Linked DNA regions of Homo sapiens: regions 1, 2, 4 and 5 are each linked to region 3. Evidence: chromatin contacts called from ENCODE Hi-C or POLR2A ChIA-PET data. All regions are on one chromosome and are shown on one strand. Each heading gives the region's core, a stretch centred on a gene start or an enhancer-like site at or near the end of the contact. The rest is flanking DNA. Distances are from core to core; before and after follow the strand shown. Region 1 overlaps MED13L (mediator complex subunit 13L). Region 2 has its middle 48 kb from the start of MED13L. Region 3 has its middle 41 kb from the start of MAP1LC3B2. Region 4 overlaps MED13L (mediator complex subunit 13L). Region 5 has its middle 22 kb from the start of MED13L.

Region 1 (2,700 bases), core at 61-2,560, 400 kb after region 3:
TGATGTTCTGTCTTATTGTTTGTGTTTTCAGACTTAATATGGTTACTGTTCAAACTACTATATATCTTTGAAAGATTCCCATTGATATGTATTCCCATCAAAAAGAATTACTAAGTATATAACTAGATATAAATGCCTTCAAATTTTGAAGACATGTCTGTCTAATGCTAAAATTAATGCACTTTTATTAATCTGATAGTGCCCCTAAAATACACAAAACTTTAACCAGCTGTATGTCTTAACTAGTTTAGATAAAACCATCAGATTCTTAAGCTATGTAGACACAGCTGGACCACCAAAAAGAGAGTTAAAATTTTATAATATAAATGCAGCCTAAATTATCAGCATTATTACTTTTCTATTTATTTTAAATTTGGAGAGAAAGGTTAAAAGATACTTCTGATTGAATAAATTGTGTTGATGGCAGTAGGTTTGCTTTTTGATTGTATATTTGGTTTTAGTTAACAAGAAATCCTGTTACTCAATTCTGTAATCTACTATTCTAGTACTCTTCTACCCCAATCACAAGTTTTATTGCCACCGTTTTGGAAAGAAAGCACTCTTATCTCATGTGTCATTTCTCTGGGTGTTAGAAACTGAATTTAAAGGACTATTAAGTTGCAGCCGAAGCCGAAGACTGGGCCAGTCAGACTTTTTTTTTTTTTGTTAATTGCACCTTACTTATTGGCCCTGTTTTCAATTTTGCTCTGTGGAAACACCCAGAGGACCTCTGTGGTGTTCTTGGGTAGCATGTATTCTGTACACAATTTGGCCCTCTAAAGTGAGGTCAACAGTAAAAAATATAATTTAAAAATTAAGCTAGATGAGTTCAACCAGTAATTTTTTTTCTTGCTACTTGAAAGTTAGATTATCCATTAGGTTATAATTTTCTTTGTTATGTTGTTGATCTGGATAATATATGATTCAGTGTAATTTTTTCTTTTCTCATTGCCTCTTTGCTTGTTCTGAAACTGCTGTTAAATATATCATTGAACCTTGTTTTCTGGCCTCCATAATATATCTTTAAAACTTCTTTGCCTCTGCAACTTTCTAGTTAAATTCTTCATTATTATTCTCTAGTTTATTAACTCCTTTTCAATTTTTACTGTTTACATTTTATCTCTTACTCAGTTTTTCATTTCCATTGCTTATTTTAAAATTATTTAAAACTTACTTTGAGTTAAAATATTCATTCTTTAGCTTTTAAATTCTTTTTCATTTCCACCTAGCCTTGTTTCACTTCTGCTTGTTGTGATTTTTTTTCCCTTTATAAAAGAAATTTTACTCTTTTATAAAGAGTAAAAGAGTGGCTCACGCCTGTAATCCCAGCACTTTGGGAGGCTGAGGTGGGTGGATCGCTTGAGGTCAGGAGTTCAAGACCAGCCTGGCCAACATGGCAAAATCCTGTCTCTACTGAAAATACAAAAATTAGCTGGTGTGGTAGCGCACACCTGTAATCTCAGCTACTTGGGAAGCTGAGGCAGGAGAATCGCTTTGAACCTGGGAGGCGGAGGTTGCAGTGAGCCGAGATTGTGCTACCCTAGCCTGGGTGACAGAGCCAGACTCTATCTCAAAAAAAGAAAAAAATTTTAAGCATACTATTTTCAGGCTTTTCTGTTTCTATTTTGTTTGAAGGGATTTTGTATTTCAGTTGCTGTGTTTTTATTCGTTTTCTTTATGTCATGGTACAGCTTTGACTGGGAAGTCCCCCCACTCCCCACAGTCCCTTCTAGTGGTTTTGCACGTATTCTTAACTGCTTCTCCCTGTTGCCCCCACCCCCACCAAGGTCTTAGATTGGCAGCAGAGGGCACTTGTCTCCCACTGATGGTAGATACACCTGCATCTTTGTTCCAGTTGGCCAGGCAGTGGGATAGTGTGGCTGAAGCCCTAGTATTCTCACTTTCCTAGGCACTCAGTTTCTGAGAAGACATACTTCCTGAAAGTCCACACAGCTTACTTACCCCCAGGCAGCTGTTAGTAGCAGTTTGTTTTCAGCCCAATTTCGGCCTCAGTCCCTTATCTTAGGTGGGCCACTTTTATTCCTGTTTCTATAGGATCTGAAACCTAGGCCTTCACTGGTTCCTTCTGAAACCAGAGCCTAGCAGCCCTATACCTTCTGCCCACTCTCTGTTACATATTTCTGTTTCATGGTGATGCTGGTCTTTTTTAGTTAGGTAGGTCTTTAAAATGTCTTCTCCAGGATTTTGCCTGTTGTTGCTTTGTATTTGAAACAGGGTGGGTTTTCAAAGCAATTTATGATGCCATCTTGATTGGAAGTTCCAGTAAATTAAAAAAATTATTTCTAGCTTATTATATTTCAGTCATATTTTATTTTTAACAAGCTTTTGATTTTTTAAACAATCTTGTGAATCTTTTCATATTCTCTAGAACATATAAATATTTCTCTTTATGCAGTTCAGCCAAAGTTTATTTAGCATTGTGGGCTTAATATTTTCGTGATGCTTTTGAATGTGGTTAAGGTGAATTTGATCAGATGGATTGAGGATTTGTAGATGAAGTAGTCCTGAATGATTTTTACTATGATTAGGAAATACCCTGTACTTAAAAAGAAGTAGGGGTGGCTGGGAGTGGTGGCTCATGCCTGTAATCCCAGCACTTTGGGAGGCGGAGGTGGGTGGCTCACCTGAGGTCGGGAGTTTGAGACCAGCCTGACCAACATGGAGAAACCCTGTCTCTAC
Region 2 (2,700 bases), core at 21-2,520, 270 kb after region 3:
ATTAGCCTCAGGGTCTCCTCTGAAAAATGGGCAGGAATAGCACCTACCTGATAGTGTCAATGTAAGGATTCAGTAGGGTGGCTCGGCACCACAGGAAGTATTCAATATGGGCAATAATCACCATTGTCCTTGCAGAAGAAGCCTGGGCAGGAGAGAGATTTTTCTGTGCTGAAAAGACCTTTGTGACTGCTCTGAGCTCTTCAGGGAGACCAGTGGTGTCCAATTTAAAAGAGGGCTTATGGCCGGGTGCAGTGGTTCATGCCTGTAATCCCAGCACTTTGGGAGGCAAAGGCCGGTGGATCACTTGAAGTTAGGAGTTCAAGACCATCCTGACCAACATGGTGAAAGCCTGTCTCTACTAAAAATACAAAAATTAGCCAGGCATGGTGGCATATGCCTGTAATCCCAGCTACTTGGGAGGCTGAGGCATGAGAATTGCTTAAAACTAGGAAGTGGAGGTTGCAGTAAGCCGAGATGGTGCCATTGCACCCCAGCCTGGGCAACAGAGTGAGACTCCATCTCAAACACACACACACACACACACACACACACACACCCCAATAAAAGAGAGGTTAGATTGTCATGTCAGCACGTAAGGCAAAAATGAATGGGGTCAAATTACCCTTGAAAATTCTCTTCCCATAAAGTAGGGTGTATATGATATTGTTTATAACACATTCAGGTTAGAGAACCACTGAGTCAGACCACTGAAGGGAGTGAAAGATATGTTTACCTACAGCTGCCTGGGCATTGCAACCATTCTGTCTCTAAGGAAGTGAGTCTCAAGTAGGGGCAATTTTTGTCCCCTGGAGGACATTTGACAATGTCTTGAGACATTTTGATTGTCATTCCTAGAGCAAGGTATGCTGTTGGCGTCTAGTAGGTAGAGGCCAGCAATGCTGCTCAACATCGTGCAGTGTACAGGACAGCCCCCAAGAACAAATATCCAACCTGAATGCCAGTAGTGCTAAGGTTGAAAAGCTCTGCCTTACTATCAAGCCACACTTAGGAATGAGGGATGGGTAGAGTCTGCTAGGATGTTTCTGTTTGTCCTGGGGTTTAATTAGATGCCATATATAAAAGCCCTTAGCACAGGGCCTGGCACACAGTAGGTGCTTAATAAACATCTAATGGGTTTGAGGTTAAAGCTTGCTTGATGGGGCCTACTACATACACTCTGTTTTTGAAATGTGGTGGAGAAGAACTCACCACCTGCTTCCTGTCTTTCCAAGCAAAGCACTTTCTGTTTCACCCTGTTCACCAGTGATCGTTCTCATGGTGGCATCTTACATGAGAGGCTCTGAAGCCAGAACCAAAATCAGGTGTGATTCTACTGTATCACTAGTACCAAAACTTTCTTGTTTGTTTGTTTTTTGTTTTGTTTTTTAAGAGAAGGGTCTCACATCTGTCGCCCAGGCTGGAGTGCAGTGGTGTGATATTATGACTCACTGCAGTCTCAAACTCCTGGGCTCAAGAGATCCTCCTGTCTTAGCCTCCCAAGTGGCTAGGACTACAGGTACATGCCACTACACTCCACTAATTTTTTTTTAATTTTTGTAGAGATAAGTCTCGCTATGTTGCCCAGGCTGCTCTCTAACTCCTGGCTTCAAGTGATCCTCCAACCTTGGCTTCCCAAAGTGCTAGGATTACAGGTGTGAGCCACCATGCCCAGCCCTAGCGCAGAAACTTTCTAATTTGGATTCAAAACTAACAACTGTTCAGCTCTATATGGACAATCTTCTCTTGCACCACATGATTTCTGCAAAAGGAACTGTCACAAACAGAAACTCTACTTCCTCCTAACAGGCTGGATCTGAAATGGGAGTTCATGAGTCCAAGGCAAGGGAGTTGGAGGCTCGTTGGCCTGCATAGCCTAGAAAACTCTCAAGGCCCACAAAAGCAAGAAAATTGCTTTTAAATGAAAGAAAGATTTCCATTTCACTTCAACCCCTAATGCCTCACATAACTCTAACATCATTCCTGGTCCAACTGAAATATTTGAATCCAAATAGTCCTTAAGTCATTTGGACCCTATTCAAATGTGAATTCATCTCTTTAATCACTCTTCCTCTTATTTTTGAAATAAAGACTAATATTGAAAGTTAAGAGTCTATTTGTTAATTTTTTTTATTTAAGATTTTTTAATATAGGTTTGGTCACCATTGCTTTCTTCCCCATCATTCCTTTCTCATCATTGTCTTGAAGTTCCTAAACTTGTCTTTTTCTATTTTTAAAATTTCCCTTCATTTAAGTATTGTGGACAGCAGGCAGACTGAATAATGATGAATATGATTAATGTTCAGACTTAATAAGTCTTATGAAAAGACCTTTTTGTTCCAAGGGAAGGGATGTGATGTTTTGGCAGCATATAGTGTCACAGTGACAGAGTCAAATGTAGAGTAACCCAATGAAGGGACATAGCATGTCTTAGCCATACTTACCCTGAGAGGGAGTCACACATATAACAGCCTATTTAGATATGTCCAGAGAAGGGAAGGGATTTTCCCACAATGGCGTCTTTCTGTTTCACATCTGTCTTGGGAGCTTTCGTGAATTGAAATGCTGACTTGGTGTATCTGTATGAAATGGAGTGAGACACATTATCCTCAGAAGCACAGCACCTTCTCCTTGAAGTTCTCCTTCTACTAGAACAGCTATGATAGAAGAGAAGACTATACCAGGATCCAGGAATGGCAAATA
Region 3 (2,700 bases), core at 163-2,662:
TATTTTTCTATGTAGAGAGAGATCTCACTATGTTGCCCAGGCTGGTCTAAAACTCCTGGACTCAAGCGATCCTCCCACTTTGTCCTCCCAAGTTCCGGATTACAGGCATGAGCCCACCATGCCCAGCCTACTCTTTAAACTTTTCAAAGCAGCTTCACATACATGCCTCAACAGATCCCCTCCATATCTCTGAGCAACAGGTAAGATGAATGTCGTGCCCATTTGACAGGTGGGAAAACTGAGGTGCCGATCAGAGAGTCTTATCCTCAATAAAGAAAGGTTTCTGGATGGGGAAGAGCAGGCACAGGGGTATTTCATGTCTCATAGCAAGTTGGTGGCTGAAATGGAACTAAGCAAAGTCTTCTGACCTATTTTCTATGAGGTTTTCATTCATTTGTTTTTCAGATATTCATTAAATGCTTATATGTCAGACACTGTGGTCATCTCATAATAATGATTATAGCTAGAGTTGTCTCTACAATCCTACACTTTCTACCTACAAGTCCCATTGCTAAATTATTTACGTGCCCTCTCTCATTTCAATGCGCGACAGCCACCCTTTGAGGTATGATTACTATTACTATCCCCAGACACAAGTAAGGACACTGAGCTTGCCCAAGGTCACTTAGCTCCTGAGCGGGTGCTGGGGTGTAAGGACTTCAAGCCTGTGCTCCTTTACTGCTTTGCTGAGGCTTGTTATCTGCACTGGGGTGGCCTACCCTCTTGAAGCTTACTCTTTTTTTTGAGACAGAGAATCTTGCTCTGTTGACCAGGCTAGAGTGCAGTGGTACACGGCTCACTACCATCTCCACCTCCTGGTTCAAGCGATTCTCCTGCCTCAGCCTCCCGAGTAGCTGGGATTACAGGTGTGCACCACCATGCCTGGCTAATTTTTGTATTTTTAGTAGAGATGGAGTTTTTCCATGTTGGCCAGGCTGGTCTCAAACTCCTGACCTCAGATGATCTGCCCGCCTTGGCCTCCCAAAGTGCTGAAGCTTACATTCTTATAAGGAGATAAATATACCAGTTTTCTGAGGTCTGGCCTTCACCTCTAAGACCCTCCAAGCTATTCCTTCCCAATAAGGAATATTCCAAATAGGAGAGAAAGGATGCAGACGTTGATTAAGCCCCTTCCATGGGCCAGGCACACGCATATCCATTTTCCATACCACCTAGCAAATTGGCTACAGAGGGTACTGAAGAAATCAAGGCTCATTGGGTTGACATGGTTGTTCAAAGCTGGCATACTTGGTTTTCAGGGAGTGGAGACCTGGCCTTGGATGGTGATGCCATCTGACTTGCCTTTTCTGCCAGCCAGCTCTGGCTCTCCTGGAGGACAAGTGACGGGGGAAGAGTTTGCCATGAGTCTTTAGGTCACGTAACTACGGAAGCAGTTCTCTTGAGGCTTGATACGTGATCTTTATACAAACCCTCCTCGGGACAGGAGCCAGAAAGTCACTCTCCCACCCATTTTGGGACAAGGGAGGTGGGGGGAGGACCCAAGACCGGATCCCGGCAGAGTCCCGCTGCCCACGACAGGCAGCAGGTGGCGCCATGGCCCCGGTTTAACAAGGACACCGGGAAGGTGGAAAGGGTGGGTGGGTGGGGCGGGGTGGGGGGCGTGGGGGTTGCGGTTGGACTCCAGAAAGAAAAACTAGTGGAAAACAAGGCTTTAAAAGAAGAACAATTTGTTCCAAAACACTTGCCTTGTAACGGGGTCATCTATAAATTCTGGGATTTCCTGTTGGCCTCGGGGAGGGCAGGCAGGCCGGCCGGCGGGCAGGCCACTGTCTTCTCTGCAGTCTGGAAGAATCATTTCCAGCCCAGCTCACGAGCTCCAGCCTCCCCTGGCCCAGATTGGCTCTGAAATTTCCCAGCTTTCGTGCCCGTAAGCAGGATCCTGTGACAGCAGCGTCTCCTTGAGCGGTGCTCCAGTTTCCACTGGGTTGGGAGGAGGCGTGAGATCATGGTCATTTTTTAAAGGAGAGGCTGTCTTCGTGATCTCCCTGTTCCGTCTCCACCATCGGACTTGTTCCAAAACAATCAAAGACGTGGAAACAATAAAATGAAAGAGATGGAAGTAGCCCTTTTAAAAAGAAGACAGCTGTTCCTGTCAATACGGGGACGGAAAAGAGAAAAAGAGTTGGAAACAAATAATTTTTAAGCCCAGGACTGGCTACTTGGTTAACAGATGTGGCCTGACCTCGCTCTACCCAAATCACTTCATCATGGGCTCTGAGCGGCCAGGCGCGGTGGAGAGGGCAGGGAGCTTTGGAACCAGTCGTTCATGAGCTGTGTGACCTTGAACAAGCCATTTAATATCTTGGAACGTCCGTTTCCTCCTCCAATAAGTGGTGAACAGTAATTAATACCTGCTATGCCAGGAGGTTGTGAGGCTCATGGATGGCCTGTTTCAAAGACTCGTGTGTATCAGCAACGCAATGCAAACAAGGTCACGGTTCTCTCTTGACTGTCGTCCCCGTGCGGCCAACAGGCCATCCTCACGGGCAAAATGACAAGGAACAGCAGAACTCTAAAGGAAAGATTATCTTACAAACTCACGGTGATATCTTTACATGTCTCTGGAGGAAAAGTCACAGTGAAAATATTGCCAATCAGTCATGAAGATGGTTAGGATTATGTTTTCTCTTTACCCAGAGAGCCAAGGCCAGGAGTTTAACTGGGACCACATAAAGGAAG
Region 4 (2,700 bases), core at 80-2,579, 480 kb after region 3:
TAGAAAGCTTAAAAAAGAGACTTTTTAATTGCTTAATTGTACAGACTGCTAACTTTGAAAAAGTATTTTCCAATATTTTGGTTTAACTATGATCTTTCAATTTATGACAAATATTTTTTTCCTGTCAACTACCAAATTCTCTATAAACTACAACCCAGCAACACACATGTGTAAACCAACAGAAGATTGCATTTGTGTGTATGGAAAGGTGGTTCACTTTTTAAAATTCCTTAAGAAAACTGACTTTATATGTTGTCAGTATAATGTGGCTTATGACTTTTTTCTAATTTAAATTAGGGCCTTTATATTTACAGTTAAAACCTTCACCAGGTGCAGGGATTGATGGGCGTTAAGTGAAATGATAGACTGATCTAATTATTCTACATTCTTGTTTTTAACCAAAGTTACATTTTATAAACTGTGGTATAGTAGAAAGCAGTTTTTTTTCTGTCTTGGAGTAGCATTTTATATTAAGGAAAACAAATTATTATCTAGTAAAAGTAGATAACAAAGTGAAGAGAACAAATTATTTTGTTGTAAGATAATGGAAAAAAGGATACTACTGTTGAATTTTCTAGTCCTATAGTGAAAGAAGTGGAAAGAAGGTAGACCAATAGTCATTACTGTTTCAGTGACAAAAATAATTTTGTAATTTCTGCCTCCAAAAAATTGGATTTATAGAATGAATTTCTGTAAGAGTCTTTCTGCAATATTTGCCATAGACTGTCAAGCTGAAATAAAAGCCAAGGTACCCATCAGGTCTCAAGGAGATGGCACTGAGTTTGGTCTAAAGAAACCTTTGTGCACCAAGTCTTCACAGTAGTCAGTCAGTCTCTGTCTCTCTCTGTCTCTCTCTGTCTCTCTCTGTCTCTGTCTCTCTCTCTCTCTCTCTCTCTCTCTCGTCTTTCTCTCTCTCTCTGCAGATGTTATTTTTGCTACATTTGCTATTTTAACCTGTCAGTTAAAAAATAATTACTATGTCAGTATGGCTGGCAGCTCATATAGGAAAAATATGCTGTCTCTTAATCAAAGGTGATTACAGTTTTCCCCTGTCTATAAATGTGCTTGTTGTGTAACGAGAATGCATTAGTCTCAGCCTGATGTACGAAATGAAAGGCAGTAAGAAGCAGCACCATTGTTATCACTCCAGGCGTGTCTAATGAATCGTGTTTCCATGTTCTCTCGGTCACGCCGTAGAGTGCCCTCAGCCAGGGCTAAGCCTCCTGTAAAATGCTCTTTAAGATTATTGTAGCAAGAACAGAAATGCTGCATGGCTGGGGGTGGGGAGAGAATGCCAACGAGACAGCTGCATTTCAAACAGTTACAGCTGCAAGGATTACTCATAGTAATAGCAGTGACAGACAACTGTTTGAGCTTTAGTGTAAAAGGCAATTTGGGGACTTGCCCTGTCAGAATTTTAGTAGCAAGCTTCTGTGTGCACGTGTGTGTGCATGTGCGTGTGTTTTTTATTCAAATTAGTTTGTGTCTGAAGAGTGGAAGGAAATATTTTAAATTTTTACTTCTCAATTGTGCTAATGTTGAAATCAGTAGTTGACTCATCTTTATTAAAATCATTGTCCTAGAGGAAGTTTATAAAATGTTTATTTGTAGCAATGATGAATTTAAATGTATATGTTCTAACTGAATCACATGTCTGCTTTTCCGTCTCAAAATTTATCTTGTGATGATTCCTGTTTTAAAAATATTGGTTTTCCTTGTAATTTCTGAACATACAGCCTTGTTTAATATAGGATCCTTATTTTAAAAATTTATTTCAAATATGATGTAAGCTTATAAAAGTAATGCCTGTCATGAAATCTGGAAAATACTCAAAGAGGTAAAGGAGAAAACAATCATTATTCTAGCAGAGATAACTGTTAATTTTAATCCTTCTGGACCCTTGTTTATGCATTCTAGAGCATATTAAGAGCATGTTAATCATTTTAAAGGTTAAAAATGGTAATCATTTTAAAAAATATTTGGAAGAAGTAGCAAATGGGGACAAATTTGGTTTTGAGAAGTCAATAACAGCCATTGTGCAAGATTTCTTTTTCAGTGTGCAGCTATTAAAGTAACATTGCAGCCTGTTTTCTGTAGCAGTTGTCTTTTGAAGGCCTTGTACAGTTTATCTCGAAATTTAGTTTTATGGTTTCCTTCAATTTAAAGTTTGCTGGCTTTACAGGGAGTCTTGTGATCCATTGAAATGCTAACTTGGGTCGTGTCTCAACTGCTACAATGCTGTGTAGAAACTGTCATTAAAATTCTGGTTATCCTGCAACTGGCAGAGAACCCATGCTGATTCCTTAGGAAGATAGTACACTGTTAAAATTTTGAATCGCAATTGTGCTTCTGTCTGCCAAATATTATCAATATTTGTAATCACTTAAGGTTGCAAATAGTTTGAAATAAATGGAACGTTTTAGTATGTATCTTCTATCCATGATTCTTATTTGTTTGATGAATTGACATCGGGAAGGTTACAATCCATTTCCAACATAGATTTGTTAAGTGATACTGAATATTTTACACTCATGAGCAATTCAAGAAATCAGAGCTCTAAATAGGTTGAAGTTGATATAAGTAATAAGTCCATTTAGTTATTAATGACTTCAAATATAGATTCTACCAGGCAACTGATGGCAGCATAAATTGATCAGTCAGTGGTGGTGTAGTGTTGTAAGTCATTGGATTTTTTTATGT
Region 5 (2,700 bases), core at 156-2,655, 300 kb after region 3:
AACTAGGCCAAAGAAAGCTGGAATCTCAGTTATGTAAATCCTGCCCAAAATGGCAATTTGGGGGAATGTAAAGTCATCCCAAGCCCTGATGAATCAAAAGTCCTAAGCCATCTGCCTCCTAGACCAAGTGCAGCCAGGTGCCGGCAATGTGAGAAAACCCTTTAAACAATGCTCCAGAGAGTGTACATTTCCCTAGAGGGGGAAAACAGAGACTGGTAGAGCTCACCTAAGCAAAGAAAAAGGTTTCCTTCCTAACAGACCCTCCCAGGCTATTGCGTTTGCTGCTCAGATTCAGGCAGCCCCAACTTTATCAAGAAACACCAGAGCAGTCAGAGAAGGGGCAGAAAACCTTCAGCCTGGCCCCCAAGACAAACCCCTAAAAGTCTGGCAGGAGGCAGCCTCTCTGATTCCAAGCCTATATTTTTCATTTCTTGTTTTAACAGTCATAAACGCCTTCCGATGCCAAAGCAGAACATGACTTTAATCCAGATAAAATAAAATTCCTAAACCCTGAAAACTATACGGAGATTTACAGGCCAATTTTAAAAAGCGAGAGCCTCAGTCGCTTCCAAGAGCAGCACATTCCACATAGCCGGCCCTGGGTGCAGCCCCGTGGCCCTGCCTCCTGGGGATGAGGTCCCAGGACTTGCCACTCAGCCCTGAAATCCACAATCTCTTGGCAAAGTGACAGCAAGCAAATGCTGTTCTGCGTGTGGACTCTTCTCAGATTCCCGGGCTCTGGGGTCTCTTGGCTTTCAGGAGTCCTAATATGTTCCAGCTCCCCTCTCTCTGCCTCCCCTCACCCCCAGCTGTTGCAGAAAACCACAGTCAACCTCTTCTGGCTCTAAGCAGCCAAGTTTTCTCTAAGTAAACACAGAAAGTAGGAGAAGATCAGCTCTGTTCCATTCCCAGCACTGTGGGTTGGGTCAAGGCTGGCCAGGCAGCAACCCTGAGAATCTAGCTAGGGTTGGTTCCAGGGTAACCATGGGCTGCTGCCACTTAGGGGAGCCTTACTATGTGCTAGATGCTTTATTAACCTGATCTCATTGATTACTCAGGAGTTGCTATTAATCCCATGAGATTGGACCTTTACCTATTGAATTTAATCTTTTCGCCCCTCTAGGTTCACTCATCCTTTTGTCCTCCTACTCTGAACCTTTGGGGCTGAGCTGTTCCCGTTGGCTCCCTGGCCCTCTGGCCCCTAGTTGGGTTTGTCTAAGGAGAGAAGAGGCACTGGCAGGAGATCGGAGGAAGGAAGACAATGAGTTTGGGACACTTGTCCCCCACACTTCTCCTTTCTATGTTGCCATGGACTGGCTGTGCCTCTTCCAAATGCCACATTTCCTGTTGGGTGACCTTCTCCATACAGCTCCGCCTTTTCAGGTTTGGCAATTGACCCTTCTAGTCCTTGCAAGCCCAGGGGTAGTAACAGCACCTCCCTTTGCCAACCCAGGTATCACACTCTACCCTGTTGATAGTCCTAAATTCTGCCCACACCTGTGCAAATAATCTCTATGTTAAACTCTCCTCAAATTACTCAGTTTGAGTGTGCCCTCTGTTTCCTTCCAGGCTTTTAACCAATGCATGTGTATCGTCTCCAGGTTATAGATGAGGAGATGAAACTCAGAGAATTTAAGTCACCTGCTCAAAGTCGATTATCTGGGATTTGAATTTGGGTTGGCCTGACTCCAGAGTCCCAGCTCTTAATCTCTTAAATACTGTATAAAAAAATAAAATAAACTATTATTCAGTGCCCACTATGTGTCACACAGTTTGCTAAGCACTCTGTGCCTTTATTTCACAATGTCTCGCAAACACTTTATTGTAGGTACTACTTACTATCCCCATTTTACAGATGAGAAAACTGAGGCTCAGAAAGGGGGCTTCACCTGCCAAGTCCACAAAGTTAAAAAGGAGCAGAGTCAGGCCAGGCACGGTGGCTCACACCTATAATCCCAACAGTTTGGGAGGCTGAAGTGGGAGGATCACTTGAACCCAGGAGTTTGAGACCAGCCTGGGTAACATAGTGAGACCCCATCTCTATGAAAAATAAAAATAAAAAATTAGCTGGGCATGATGGCACATGCCTGTGGTCCCAGCTACTCAGGAGGCTGGGGTGGGAGGATCGCTTGAGTCCAGGAGGTTGAGGCTGCAGTAAGCCATGATCATGCCACTACACTCCCTCCTGGGTGACAGAGTGACATCCTGTCTCAAAAAACAAACAAAAAGGATCAGAGCTAGTACACGAACCTAGGGCTGCCCCAGCCTTTTAACCACTTCAAGTTCTGTATTGCAGAGGGGTCAAAAACAGATCTATGCTGCAGCTGGGAAATTAGTATGAGGTGGGACTTGGGTCTTAGCCTTGCCCATCTCCTCAATCCTAGAAGCTATCTTATCAGGGCTGCCCTCTAAAAACACCCCTCTGCACTGTGGTGTCCCACAGAAATCCACAGTATACTCTCTGCCTTTCTCCCCAGGCCCCAAGCCAACTGTTCCTAAATCACTCGGCTGGGTCCCCTTTCTTCTCTTGTTCACCTTAAAAGGCCACTCCCATCTGTCTGCCTATCATCATCTACTTTATTAGTTTTATTAAGGTATAACAGACATGCAATAGTCTGCACATGTTTAAAGTGTACAGTTTAATAATTTTAACTTATGTGTACCCCTGTGAAACTATCCCACAATCAAGATCATTAATAT

Evidence for each region. A loop is a pair of places that touch in the nucleus more often than their neighbours do. ChIA-PET counts read pairs that join two places held with the same protein, here RNA polymerase II (POLR2A). Pooled maps may share reads with other maps.
Region 1: a pooled map shows a loop between it and region 3 (4-fold over the local background). The contact joins two enhancer-like sites. A Hi-C loop is called at or near these places in 1 of 37 single-sample maps with no recorded cell type and 4 of 50 pooled maps. POLR2A ChIA-PET finds 5 or more read pairs at or near these places in 1 of 52 experiments (MCF 10A).
Region 2: a loop to region 3 is called in a pooled map, with 3 times the contacts of the local background. The contact joins two enhancer-like sites. A Hi-C loop is called at or near these places in 6 of 168 maps with a recorded cell type or tissue (CD14-positive monocyte, GM12878, OCI-LY7 and 3 more), 15 of 37 single-sample maps with no recorded cell type and 12 of 50 pooled maps. POLR2A ChIA-PET finds 5 or more read pairs at or near these places in 1 of 52 experiments (naive thymus-derived CD8-positive, alpha-beta T cell).
Region 4: a pooled map shows a loop between it and region 3 (6-fold over the local background). The contact joins two enhancer-like sites. A Hi-C loop is called at or near these places in 4 of 168 maps with a recorded cell type or tissue (dorsolateral prefrontal cortex, heart left ventricle, heart right ventricle and 1 more), 1 of 37 single-sample maps with no recorded cell type and 5 of 50 pooled maps. POLR2A ChIA-PET finds 5 or more read pairs at or near these places in 2 of 52 experiments (Panc1 and activated T-cell).
Region 5: a map of ovary shows a loop between it and region 3 (3-fold over the local background). The contact joins two enhancer-like sites. A Hi-C loop is called at or near these places in 11 of 168 maps with a recorded cell type or tissue (GM12878, IMR-90, dorsolateral prefrontal cortex and 8 more) and 2 of 50 pooled maps. POLR2A ChIA-PET finds 5 or more read pairs at or near these places in 1 of 52 experiments (AG04450).

The regions. Positions count from the first base shown.
Region 1 is chr12:116,194,346-116,197,045 of GRCh38, reverse strand. All of the region lies in intron 2 of MED13L (mediator complex subunit 13L), which reads left to right. Among named protein-coding and RNA genes, the nearest start is that of MIR620, 47 kb to the right of the region's middle. Within about 2 kb of position 1,310, at least 3 of the 41 ENCODE cell types and tissues checked have a DNase peak (open chromatin) inside an H3K27ac peak, as active enhancers do.
Region 2 is chr12:116,323,966-116,326,665 of GRCh38, reverse strand. No RefSeq gene overlaps it. Among named protein-coding and RNA genes, the nearest start is that of MED13L, 48 kb to the right of the region's middle. RefSeq lists enhancers at 1,161-1,220, 1,291-1,370, 2,430-2,639. Within about 2 kb of position 1,270, at least 6 of the 41 ENCODE cell types and tissues checked have a DNase peak (open chromatin) inside an H3K27ac peak, as active enhancers do; they include CD14-positive monocyte, where a contact is called at or near this core.
Region 3 is chr12:116,598,674-116,601,373 of GRCh38, reverse strand. No RefSeq gene overlaps it. Among named protein-coding and RNA genes, the nearest start is that of MAP1LC3B2, 41 kb to the right of the region's middle. Within about 2 kb of position 1,412, at least 28 of the 41 ENCODE cell types and tissues checked have a DNase peak (open chromatin) inside an H3K27ac peak, as active enhancers do; they include CD14-positive monocyte, Panc1, dorsolateral prefrontal cortex and 3 more, where a contact is called at or near this core.
Region 4 is chr12:116,122,325-116,125,024 of GRCh38, reverse strand. All of the region lies in intron 2 of MED13L (mediator complex subunit 13L), which reads left to right. Among named protein-coding and RNA genes, the nearest start is that of MIR620, 25 kb to the left of the region's middle. Within about 2 kb of position 1,329, at least 11 of the 41 ENCODE cell types and tissues checked have a DNase peak (open chromatin) inside an H3K27ac peak, as active enhancers do; they include Panc1, dorsolateral prefrontal cortex, heart right ventricle and 1 more, where a contact is called at or near this core.
Region 5 is chr12:116,297,941-116,300,640 of GRCh38, reverse strand. No RefSeq gene overlaps it. Among named protein-coding and RNA genes, the nearest start is that of MED13L, 22 kb to the right of the region's middle. Within about 2 kb of position 1,405, at least 5 of the 41 ENCODE cell types and tissues checked have a DNase peak (open chromatin) inside an H3K27ac peak, as active enhancers do; they include ovary, where a contact is called at or near this core.